Linked DNA regions of Homo sapiens: region 1 is linked to region 2. Evidence: chromatin loops called from intact Hi-C (ENCODE). Cell type or tissue: CD4-positive, alpha-beta T cell. All regions are shown on one strand. Links, peaks and the distances in the headings refer to the core of each region. The heading gives the core; the rest is flanking DNA. Region 1 has its middle 14 kb from the start of PTGER2. Region 2 has its middle 10 kb from the start of FERMT2.

Region 1 (5,384 bases), core at 295-5,294, 660 kb before region 2:
GATACATTCTGAGAAATGTGTGATTAGGCAGTTTGTAGTGAGAACATCATACCCCGTATTTACACAAACCCAGATGGTACAGGTTTGCACACCTAGGCTATATGGTATGGCCTATTGCTCCTAGGCTACAAACCAGTACAGCATGTTACTATATTGAAAACTGTAGGCAATTGTAACACAGTGCTAAGTATTTGTGTGTCTAACATATCTAAACATAGAAAAGGTGCAGTAAAAATATAGTATTAAAGGAAAAAATGGTTCACCTGTGTGGGGCACTTACCATGAATGGAACTTGTAGGACTGGAAGTTGCTCTGGATGAGACAGTGAGTGGGTGGTGAGTGAAGGTGAAGGCCTAGGACATTACTATACACTACTGTGGACTTTATAAACATTGTACACTTACATTACATTTATTTTTAATTAAAAATAGGGTTTTTTCTTTGATAGTAAATTAACTTTGGCTTACTGTATGACCACCATATACGCAGTCCATTGTTGACAGAAATGGCTTCATCAGGACATGGTTCTATTATATCTTTATATGAAGCAGAGGCGATAGTAGAAAGTATTTCGTCCATGGCCATGTGGTCTTGGATAAGTCATTTAGCTTCTCTAAACCTCAATTTCCTTCCTTCTTGCAGGTTGTGGCAAGGCATAAATATACATAAAGCTCTTGGCATAATATTCTACTCATTATGGTTGACCAACAAATGATAGCTAATTAGTAGTGGTGGTAGTGGTAATTATACTTGTAATGATCGTAAAAGCTCACATAACTAAGAAAGCATTGTCCCCAAAGATAAATGCGTAAAAAACATGAACAGAGAATTCTCAAAGGAGAAAATAAAACTCATGAACTTGGAAAAATGTTTGACCTCACCAAAAGTCAGAAAAGTTCAAATTAAAGCCATGAAATGGCATTTTTTCACCCACCAAATTATCCAAACATTTTTTTAAAAGTAGTACCCAGTGGTGGGAGGGTGTGTTGAAATCGATATTTTCATACATTGCTGATGATTTATAAATTAGCACAACTGTGTTAGGAAGTAATGTGTAAATATGTACTGTCATTTCCCCAAAAGATCATATTCTCTGATTTAGTAATTTCAAGGCTGAGATTCACTCCTTGGAACAGACCCCAAACATGAAAATGCTACATGCAAATGAATGTTCAATGTAGTTGTTCTTGAATAATTAAAAACAATCTAGCTGTCCAGCAGTGGGAGAAATTACTACAATTTACTCAGTAGATATGATAATTAGAATGTTACTCGGAAAATATAAGAAGTAAGGCCGGGCGCGGCGGTTCACACCTGTAATCCTAGCACTTTGGTAGGCCGAGGTGGGCAGATTGCTTGAGCTCAGGAGTTCGAGACCAGGCTGGGCAAAATGGTGAAACCCTGTCTCTACTAAAATATAAAAAATTAGCCATGCATGGCTAATTTTTTACGTGTGGGCGCCTGTGATCTCAGCTACTTGGGAGGCTGAGGTGGGAGAATCGCTTGAACCCGGGAGGCAGAGGTTGCAGTGAGCCGAGATCACGCCACTGCACTCCAGCCTGGGCGACAGAGCGAGACTCCGTCTCAAAAACAAACAAACAAACAAGAAGTAGTCCAGGCGCGGTGGCTCACGCCTATAATCCCAGCACTTTGGGAGGCCGAGGTGGGCAGATTGTTGGAGGCCAGGAGTCAAGACCAGCCTGGGTAACAATAGCAAAAACCCCGTCACTATCAAAAATACAAAAAATTAACCGGGCGTGGTGGCAAGCACCTGTGGTCTCAGCTACTCATGAGGCTGAGGTGGGAGGATCGGTTGAGCCCAGGAGGCAGAGGTTGCAGTGAGCGGAGATTGAACCACTGTACTGCATCCTGGGCGACAGAATGAGACCCTGTCTCGAAAAACAGTTAAAAAATTAAAAAGAAAATACAATATGAGAAAATAAAACAGGAAGCAGCATTGTATGTGTATTGTATAGCAGACAAAAGTGGAAAGACATATTTCAATTTAGAAACAGTAATATTAAAATGTATGATTATGGAGAATTGCTACTTTTATAATTTATAAATTATAGTTAATTAAAATTAGATTTTGATAATTATTTCCACATGAGTTCTTTCTTCTTTAAATGACACCAAAATTTAACCTCAAAATCTTGGCAAACACTGACAGCCCTGAGTTTTTTTATATTGCTCCTCTAGAGGGAGCACAAGTGCTTAAAATACTTCATAACCATGACAATGTTTCACAATAGTCAAGAATTTTAGAAGGGCAAGAAAACACAGTAATCTACTGCAGTTTATCAGTAGTGTAGTCTGGTGTAGATAATCTAGTCTTAGATACAGAAGACACCCTCTAGCTATAAATAATTTATTTTCTATTATTAGAGCTGCTTTTAAGTGACATCAATTTTCTTGCATTGAATATATCATCTTTTTGAGTTGAAGTTCCCAGTAGACAGGAAAATGATGAAAAGGAAAAGAAAATCAAGGATGCAAGCTACTCTCAAAGTCCTAATGTTACTGACATGGAATTATAGTTTAATAACTTTTCCTTAAACTTCCAAAGAAAAGTGCTATCAGCCCATTTAATTTTTTTTTTTTTTTTTTGGTTGTTGTTGTTTGTTGTTGGTATCCTATTAATGTTGAGTTCCGCAGAGCACCAAGAAAAGGAAAGGAAAGAATTTGTATCTTTGATGTATTAGTTAATTTGACTAGGTGCCTACCCAGGCAGGGCAAATCTGATCAACAATCCAATGTGTCTCTTGCTATGCCAATTGCAAAAGGAGATGGGGTTTCGCTTTGGACGGTCCTCAGGGTCAGCCACTTTCTAGCTCTGAGTCCACTCTAAATGTTCTCAAGTTTGTTCGATTTGAATTTCAAAAACCCTAATTACGGTGCATAATTTCCTTCTGTAACCCAGTTTTGCCACAAAGCTTCTTGGAATCAAGAGCAACATGAACAACCATAGCTTCTTCACAAGTACTTATTCCTCCTTCCATCTTTATACACCCAGACAACAAAAAAGGCAATAGAAGATGGGGATGATAGGAACCTGAGAACTCTTTTTTCTTCTGACCTGAACAATGAACATCTTTTCAAATAACATAACAAGTCGTAAGAGAACAGCAGATGAATTATTTCACATGGAATCTAGAGGTAGAAATGCCCCATAAAACTTTTCTATTTGGGGAAGGCTTGCTCAGGAATCTCATTTCCTCTATTGGGTGTAGTCTAACAGATGAGATAAAAGGCCAGGATCCTGCAGGACCATCCCCGCTGTGGAGCCCTTGCCCAAAACGGAGGTGGTGAGCTTCACTCCCTGCCTGTCGGGACATCTTCATCCATCTTCTTTGCACTTTCAAACTACTACTACTACTTAGTATTGTAATCACTTTTTATTATTTAAAAGGATGTGAGCATTGTAGAAAGTTACCCTCCAAAAACCCAAAACCCCTGCTAATTTAACTTAAGGTTCTCCAGCTTTCCATATCAATACATTTTTATCTTATCTAATATCTAGTCCATATTCAAGTTTCCACAATTTATTCCCAAAGTGTCCCGTATAGTTCATTTGTTCAACCCACAGCCCAATCCAGAACCATGCATTGCTTCTGGCTGAAATGTCCTTTGAGTCTCTTGATCGAGCCCGATTTCTCTTCTTCTTCCTCCTTTTTTTTTGTTTTGCGACAAAGTCTTGCTCTATCACCCAGGCTGCAGTGTTGCAGTGTAATCACAGCTCACTGCAACCTCGACCTCCTGGATTCAATCAATCCTCCTGATTCAGCTTCCCAAGTAGCTGGGACTACAGGTGGGCACCACCATGCCCAGCTATTTTTTGTGTTTTTAAATAGAGATAGGATTTTGCCATGTTGCCCAGGGTGGTCTCAAACTCCTGGGCTCAAGCAATCGACCCACCTCAGCCTCCCAAAGTACTGGGCTTACAGGCATGAGCCGCTGCACCCAGCCCTATCTTTCTTCTTTTTAATGACTCTGACTTGTTGAAGAGCCAACCAGGCCAGTTTTCCTAATTCCTGACTTTGTCTGCTTGCCATTTACCATGGCATTCAACTTGTTCCTCAACTGCTGAAGTTTACATCTGAAGTTAAAACTAAATACGATGAATTCAAGTTAATTTTTAAATCTATCATAGATGGTGGTATACTTCACATTGCATCTTCATCATATTAGAGAACATAAATAGTAATTGCTTGCTAAGATTCATCCCTAGGTTAGGGTAATAGTCTAAGCCTTTTATTGAGTGACAGAATGCTGATTTTCTAATTCTGTCATTCTTCTACATTCTTGGCAAGCATTCTTCTGAAAATAGAACTTTCTCTTTCAGCTGGAGCTATTTGGTTACTCTAAGATACATTTCTTACATAAAGGTTAGATAAATGCTTAATTCTTTCTTTCATTACCAATTGTCAAAGTATGAAGTCAATTGTCAAGCCATCTCAAATGATGGCTTACAAGTTCTCTTTTTGGCTTTCTCTTTTTTTAATGTCCCTATAGAAATATGGATTTTTAAAATTTAGTGTGATTCAATTCATTAAATCAATATTCTTTTTGATGTTCAAATTGTTGCAAATTTGGGTAAGGGTGGGCTCCCAATTTGGACATACTTTTTATTTTTATTTTCCATTAAAAAATATTTTTAGCATTTCTTTTGTATTTGTCTACCTATTTATTTTTGTACATGAATAAGTTCTTTAGTGGTGATTTCTGAGATTTTGGTGCACCCATCACCCAAGCAGTGTACACTGTATCCAGTTGTAGTCTTTTATCTCTCACCCCACTCCCGCCCTTTCCCCCACTCCCCAAAGTCCATTGTATCATAGGCCTTTGCATTGGACATACTTTTTAACTTAGATTTTACAGATAATATTCCTTCCTCTGGGCATTATCTCAGTCCCCAATTTATGCTTAATATTTTCTGTTTATGTTCTTCTCTGTCATTGATTTAGAAATACTCTTATACCATATATCTGTGTACGTTTTGTCTACTATAAAAAAGTTTCACTTTTTAATTTTCAGGTTTACAATTCATGTCATAAAAACTATCCTTATTTGCCAACTCAGTGATTTGTTGTCCATTTTCTTATCAGTTTTCAAAATTTTATTGTTGTTGTCTCTTCTCCGACAACAACACGGTCTCGTGGAGAGGTAGGCAGGAGCCAGGGCATGAAGAGTCTTATATGCCAAGTTGGAGAATTTAGACTTTCACCTGAAGGCGATCAAGTGACATTGAACAGGCATTGCAGAGGAGTATCATGATCAGATCTCCTTTTTGGAATGATCAGGTGATCAGGCTACAATATAGAGTATTTCACAGACGTGAATAGGACTAGAGGCTGGAAATCCAGTGAGGGACCTAACCTGCAGTG
Region 2 (5,384 bases), core at 140-5,139:
TATGGAATGCTCACCAGCCAGGAGAAGAAAGGAATAAATGCTAAGGAGATGCTTGGGGTTGGTGGCCACAGAGTGAAGCCAAACCAGGAAGGACAGAAGTTTAGACTCTGTGGTTTAAAAAAAAAAAAAAAGAGGAGCCATTTAAAAATTGGTTTGTGGGCCAGGCGCGGTGGCTTATGCAATCCCAGCACTTTGGGAGGCTGAGGTGGGTGGATCACAAGGTCAGGAGTTCGAGACCAACCTGGCCAACATGGTGAAACCCCTTCTCTACTAAAAATACAAAAATTAGCCTGGTGTGTTGGCATGCGTCTGTAATCCCAGCTACTGGGGAGGCTGAGGCAGGAGAATCCCTTGAACCTGGGAGGCAGAGGTTGCAGTGAGCCAAGATCGTGCCACTGCACTCCAGCCTGGGTGACAGAGCAAGACGCTATCTCAAAAAAAAAAAAAATGTTGATGTGTGGTAGTAATATTATGAAAGCAATGTTCAAGTAAGATTAATCTGGTAAAAACATGCATGATGGTTTGAAAGAGCTAGGGACTGGAATCTGAAAGGTTGGTTCGGAATCTGTTCATAACTTAGATGTAAGAAAAAAACCTTTGGTTGGTAAGATAAATAATAGGGGGTGGAGGATGCAGGGGATTTCAAAAATAGTATTAACAAAAAGTTTCTGAGCATTTTTGATGTTCCAGGCACTGTCAAGTCACTTTAAATGTTCCTTACAATAACCCTTAGTTTTTATTACTATCCTTATTTAATGTGAGTTCACTGATGGACAGATCGGTTATCTGGTTATACAACTTGTCCTAAATAAGCCACACAGCTGGTATGTGGAAGATCTGGGACTAAAACCTAGGTCTAAAAAAAAGATGGTCATAAATGCTTCAAAGTTTTTATGCTGAGGTGACTGGAATAACAGGGGTACTCCTGGACAGGGAAATGGAAGTTTAAAGGAGATGATTTCAGGGAGCCAGGTAAAGATGAAGAGTTTTTAAAAAGTAATACTGAACTTGGGGTGAAAGCATCACATTCAGTGGAAATGTTTAAAGGACAATTAGATAAAGAAGGCTGGCAGTCTTGTGAGACGATCAGATCACACAGAGAAGTCATTAACACAGAAGTGAGCCCTAATGAATGGCTCAGAGTCCCCAAATGAGGCTGCCCCTTGGGTCGCTGTTCCCCACAGGCAGAAGTAGGAAGAAGAGTTATCTAAGGTAACAGAGAAGAAAGGATCAGAGCTGAGAAAAGAATCAGATTAGTTAGGTGAGCCAAAAAAAAAAAAAAGAAGAAAGAAAAACTATTTGAAGAAAGAAAGGTTGGTCAACAGTATCAAATGACATAGAAAAGTTCAGGAAAATAGTGACTGGCAAAAGTTACTCTTAACCTTGCAGAGGACAATTCTAAAGCTGATGGAAAACAGATTTCCAAGAGTTAAAGAAGATAAAGGGAGGTTTGCCAGGGAAAGAAAAGCAAGAAATAAGATGGTAATTTGGAGGTGCACCAGAAACAAAGACACTTTTCAAAGCAAAGAAGACCTAAGCACGAGTAAAGACTATGAAAAACGTAAGGGGGATTTAGATTGATTTGTGGTTATCAGGAAGAACAAAGGAAAAAAAAAGAAAAAGAGAATATAAGAGGAAATATTTGTTTAAAAGATTCTTCATTGGGATAATTCCAAATATCCAGGAGGAAATAGGAAAAGCCCTGCCAAGCTAGAAGAAATACACATCAATTTTCAAGATTGGGTTGTTGGAAGGCTTTAACCATCTTATAAAAGTAGAAAGGCCCAAGAGGCTAGAGTAAGTTGATCACAAATGTATTTAAACAAATACTGTCAATATTAGTCAACGAGAGGGTGGGGCTGCTTGAGTTATTGTGCTGATCGGATGGAAGCCCTTCCCAGGTCAGATCTGGGCCAGGATGTAAGAAAGGAAGGATGTGATTGAGATTAGTTTCAGTATAACTAGGGCAGAGAGTCAGAGGCCATAGAGAAACCAGCGGTGACAGCACAGAAGTGCATTTGCCAGCCTAGAAGTGCTGCTGCCACCTGTGAGAGTCACTGGAAATCCACAGGCCAAGAATCCAGTCCTCACAGCTGCCTTCATCCTACAATGATGGATCAGTGTTTCCTTGTTAATAAACATGTAGGCTTCTCCCTGATTTTTAGTGTTATTTATTGTCTAGCTGGTTCCTCCTAGTTTTGGGTGGCAGGTAAACTGCTGACTCTCAAACCCATTCTGAGAAATGTTCCCTACCCTTTGTCCTTTGTAACACAATGTCCTCTTTAAATGCATAAACCCTCTGTTCTTTCCCAGGAGTTGCAATTCCACTAAAAGAGCCAAACCAGAAAGTCATCTAAAATTTCAACTGCCCTAGGGCCAACTCAGTCCACCTTGGAAGGACAGAAGTGCATGTTATCTACTAGCTCTTGAGAGGGTGCTCTCAGGTGACAGGGAACAGAACAGCAGCTGAACATTGCCATCTGGTGCCTGGGAGGTGTCACTGTATAAACCTTTCTTCTCTCTTGAACTAAATTCAACAAATAATTCATTAAGAATTTAGGCTCGGTGCAGTGGCTCTTAAGCCTGTAATCCCAGCACTTTGGGAGGCCGGGTGGCTGGGGCGGGGTGAGGGGGTGGACCACTGGCATCCAGGAGTTTGAGATCAGCCTGGCCAACATGGTAAGACCCCGTCTCCACCAAAAATGCAAAAAATTAGCTGGGCATGGTGGTGTTCCCCTGTAGTCCCAGCTACCTGGGAGGCCAAGGTGGGAGGATTGCTTGAGCCCAGGAAGTGAAAGCTGCAGTGAGCTGTGATCGTGTCACTGTACTCTAGCCTGAGTAACAGAGTGAGACTCTGTCTCAAAAAAAAAAAAAAAAAAAAAAAGAAAGAAAGAAAGAAAGAAAGAAAATAAAAGGGAGAATTTAGGCCGGGTGTGATGGCTCATGCCTCTATCCCAGTGCTTTGGCTTGGGAGGCCACGATGCAAGGATCACTTGAGGCCAGGAGTTCAGACCAGCCTGGGCAACAGAGCAAGATGCTATCTCTAAAATAAAGCAAAACAAATACAAGAACTTAGTAAACAAATGAAAATGTGTCCCTACACCTATTAAAAGATACACTCTTGACCAGGGGTGGTGGCTTAGGCCTGTAATCCCAGCACTTTGAGAAGCCAAGTCAGGTGGATTGCTTGAGCCCAGGAGTTCAAAACCAGCCTAGGCAACATGAGGAGACCCCCCCAACCTATAAAAAATTTTTAAAACTTAGCCGGCCATGGTAGCATGCACATGTTGTCCTAGCTACCTGGGATGCTGCAATGGGAGGATCACTTGAGTCTGAGTCTGGGAGGTCGAGGCTGCAGTGAGCCGTAATTGCACCACTGTACTCCAGCCTGGGTGACAGAGTGAGACCCTGTGTCAAAAAAAAAAAAAAGATAACTCTTCATTTTTAGGTTCCATATAATTTCCTTCACCATATAAACAGACTCTACTATCTTCCATTTAGATACATAAAGAAACAAGTCCCTCTCGATCACATATCTCCCTATATTTTTACTTCTGTGTTCCTTTAAACACAAAACCACTCAAATGAAAGGCCTGTATGTAATAGCTTTGCTTTCTCAATTTTCGATTACTTTAAAACTCACCCCCACATTTGCATCTGAAGAAAACATGTCACCTCAAAATATGCTTCTTTTTTTCACATCTGTATGAATCAAAACTGCCTCTTTGACATAAAAATTATTTTTGAGCTAAAGGCAATTAAGATGCAGTAGAGGAAAAGCTCTCTTTATCCAACCTCCTTTTCTGCCTAAAGACAGGCTATAAATTCTCCTTTGCTGGAGACCACTCTAGACTCTTACCAACCCAAACATGGCACCAGAGTGATTTGCAAACAAATTTTATCTGTTAGTTTCCTCCAATATATTTAACTTTCCTTAGAAGTCTAAAATTGCTTTTCTTTGTCTGTTCTCTACAAATGTATTGTTCTTTGTTGAAGATGCTGTATATGCTGTATAAGCCATTGATCTGAGTTACTTTTCATTGAAATTTCTCCCAGATGATGTGTGCTGTATGCATTAATTAAATTGTTTGTTTTTCTTTTGTTAATCTGTCTTTTGTTATAGGCATCCCAGCTAAGAACTACGAGGGGTTGAGGGAAAATTATTTTTCCTCCCCAATACCTCTGTTTCTATCAGTCCACTGAGTCAGTTTTTTAATGTCACCAATAATCCTCATGTGGCATAAGAAATGGTGCCCTTTCCATCCTTTTCTTCGAATTCTCTCAGCCGCTTGCCCACTCTCTCTTTCTGAACACACACTCCTCTTGGAGTCTGGACATTGCCGTCTTTGAGCTTTTCCTCTACCTCTCTTTTCTCATTTTTCAGACTTCCTTGCTTTCTTGCTGGCTCATCCTCTAGCTGATCTCTGAAGTCAGCATGCTATAGTACCTCTTTTCTTCTCTACATACATTCTCTCTCCAGCTGATCTCCTCATACCTTGAGGCTTAAAATACTATCTCTCTGTTGATGATTTCCAAACCTCTAGCCCAGACCTGTGCTTGAAGCTCCAGACCTGTAGATCCATGTGTAGTAGGCACTTCAAACTAAAATGTGCAGTGTGAGACTCTGGACTTTTCCTCCAATATCTACTTCTGCCCCAGTATTTTTCATCCCATCAGATAATATCACCATTCAACCCATTTGCTCAACTTACAAACTAGGAGTCAACCTTGATTTTCCACTTTCCTTTACTGCCAGTCTGCAATGACTAGTTTAACACTACATCCTGTTGGTCTGTCTCTAAAACAGATCCCAAATTGTTCCACTTTTCTCCACCTCCACCACCCCACCCTAATCTTAGCTACTGTCTTCTCACTTATATTATTTATTCAGTAGCCTCCTAAGTGGCCTCTCTGATCTTTCCCCTTCCAATCCATTTCACTACACAGCAGCCAGAGTGATCCTTTAAATCTGTAAATCACAACATTTACTCTTCTCTTAATAACATCAGTAGCTTTCCATCACACTTAGAATAGAATCCAAACTCCTTATCATGGCTTGAAAGGCCTCACAGGATCTGGACCGTCTACCTTGCTGACCTCTTGCTCACTGTATCCAGTCATTCAGGACTCCTTACTTTTCTATCTTAGCACATACCATTCCCTTGGCCCCCAGGCTTTTCCCTGCCTCTTCTTGTGGCTCTATGTTTCTCAGCCCCAGTATCATCCCTCAGCAAGGCTTTTCCTGGCCAGGCAGTCTGTAGTAGCCTTTACCACACTGCATCCCCACCACCCCATTACTTTCTATTTCCTCATTTGCTTTTGTTCTCCTATAAAACTTACCAAGAATTCAAAATTATCACATTTGTTTGTTAGCTTATGATATT

What was found. A loop is a pair of places that touch in the nucleus more often than their neighbours do. Peaks named below come from ENCODE experiments on the same cell type or tissue, not always from the same donor. Only the 100,000 strongest peaks of a DNase experiment are listed, where the experiment ranks them.
Region 1: a loop joins it to region 2, with 10 times the contacts of the local background. A loop is called at or near these places in 12 of 110 quality-filtered maps.

The regions. Positions count from the first base shown.
Region 1 is chr14:52,297,684-52,303,067 of GRCh38, forward strand. No RefSeq gene overlaps it. Among named protein-coding and RNA genes, the nearest start is that of PTGER2, 14 kb to the right of the region's middle. In CD4-positive, alpha-beta T cell, for the core only: a CTCF peak has its summit at 2,193 (motif pointing right); a DNase peak (open chromatin) is centred at 2,208.
Region 2 is chr14:52,958,832-52,964,215 of GRCh38, forward strand. No RefSeq gene overlaps it. Among named protein-coding and RNA genes, the nearest start is that of FERMT2, 10 kb to the left of the region's middle. In CD4-positive, alpha-beta T cell, for the core only: a CTCF peak has its summit at 2,476 (motif pointing left); DNase peaks (open chromatin) are centred at 1,990 and 2,470; H3K27ac peaks cover 342 bases.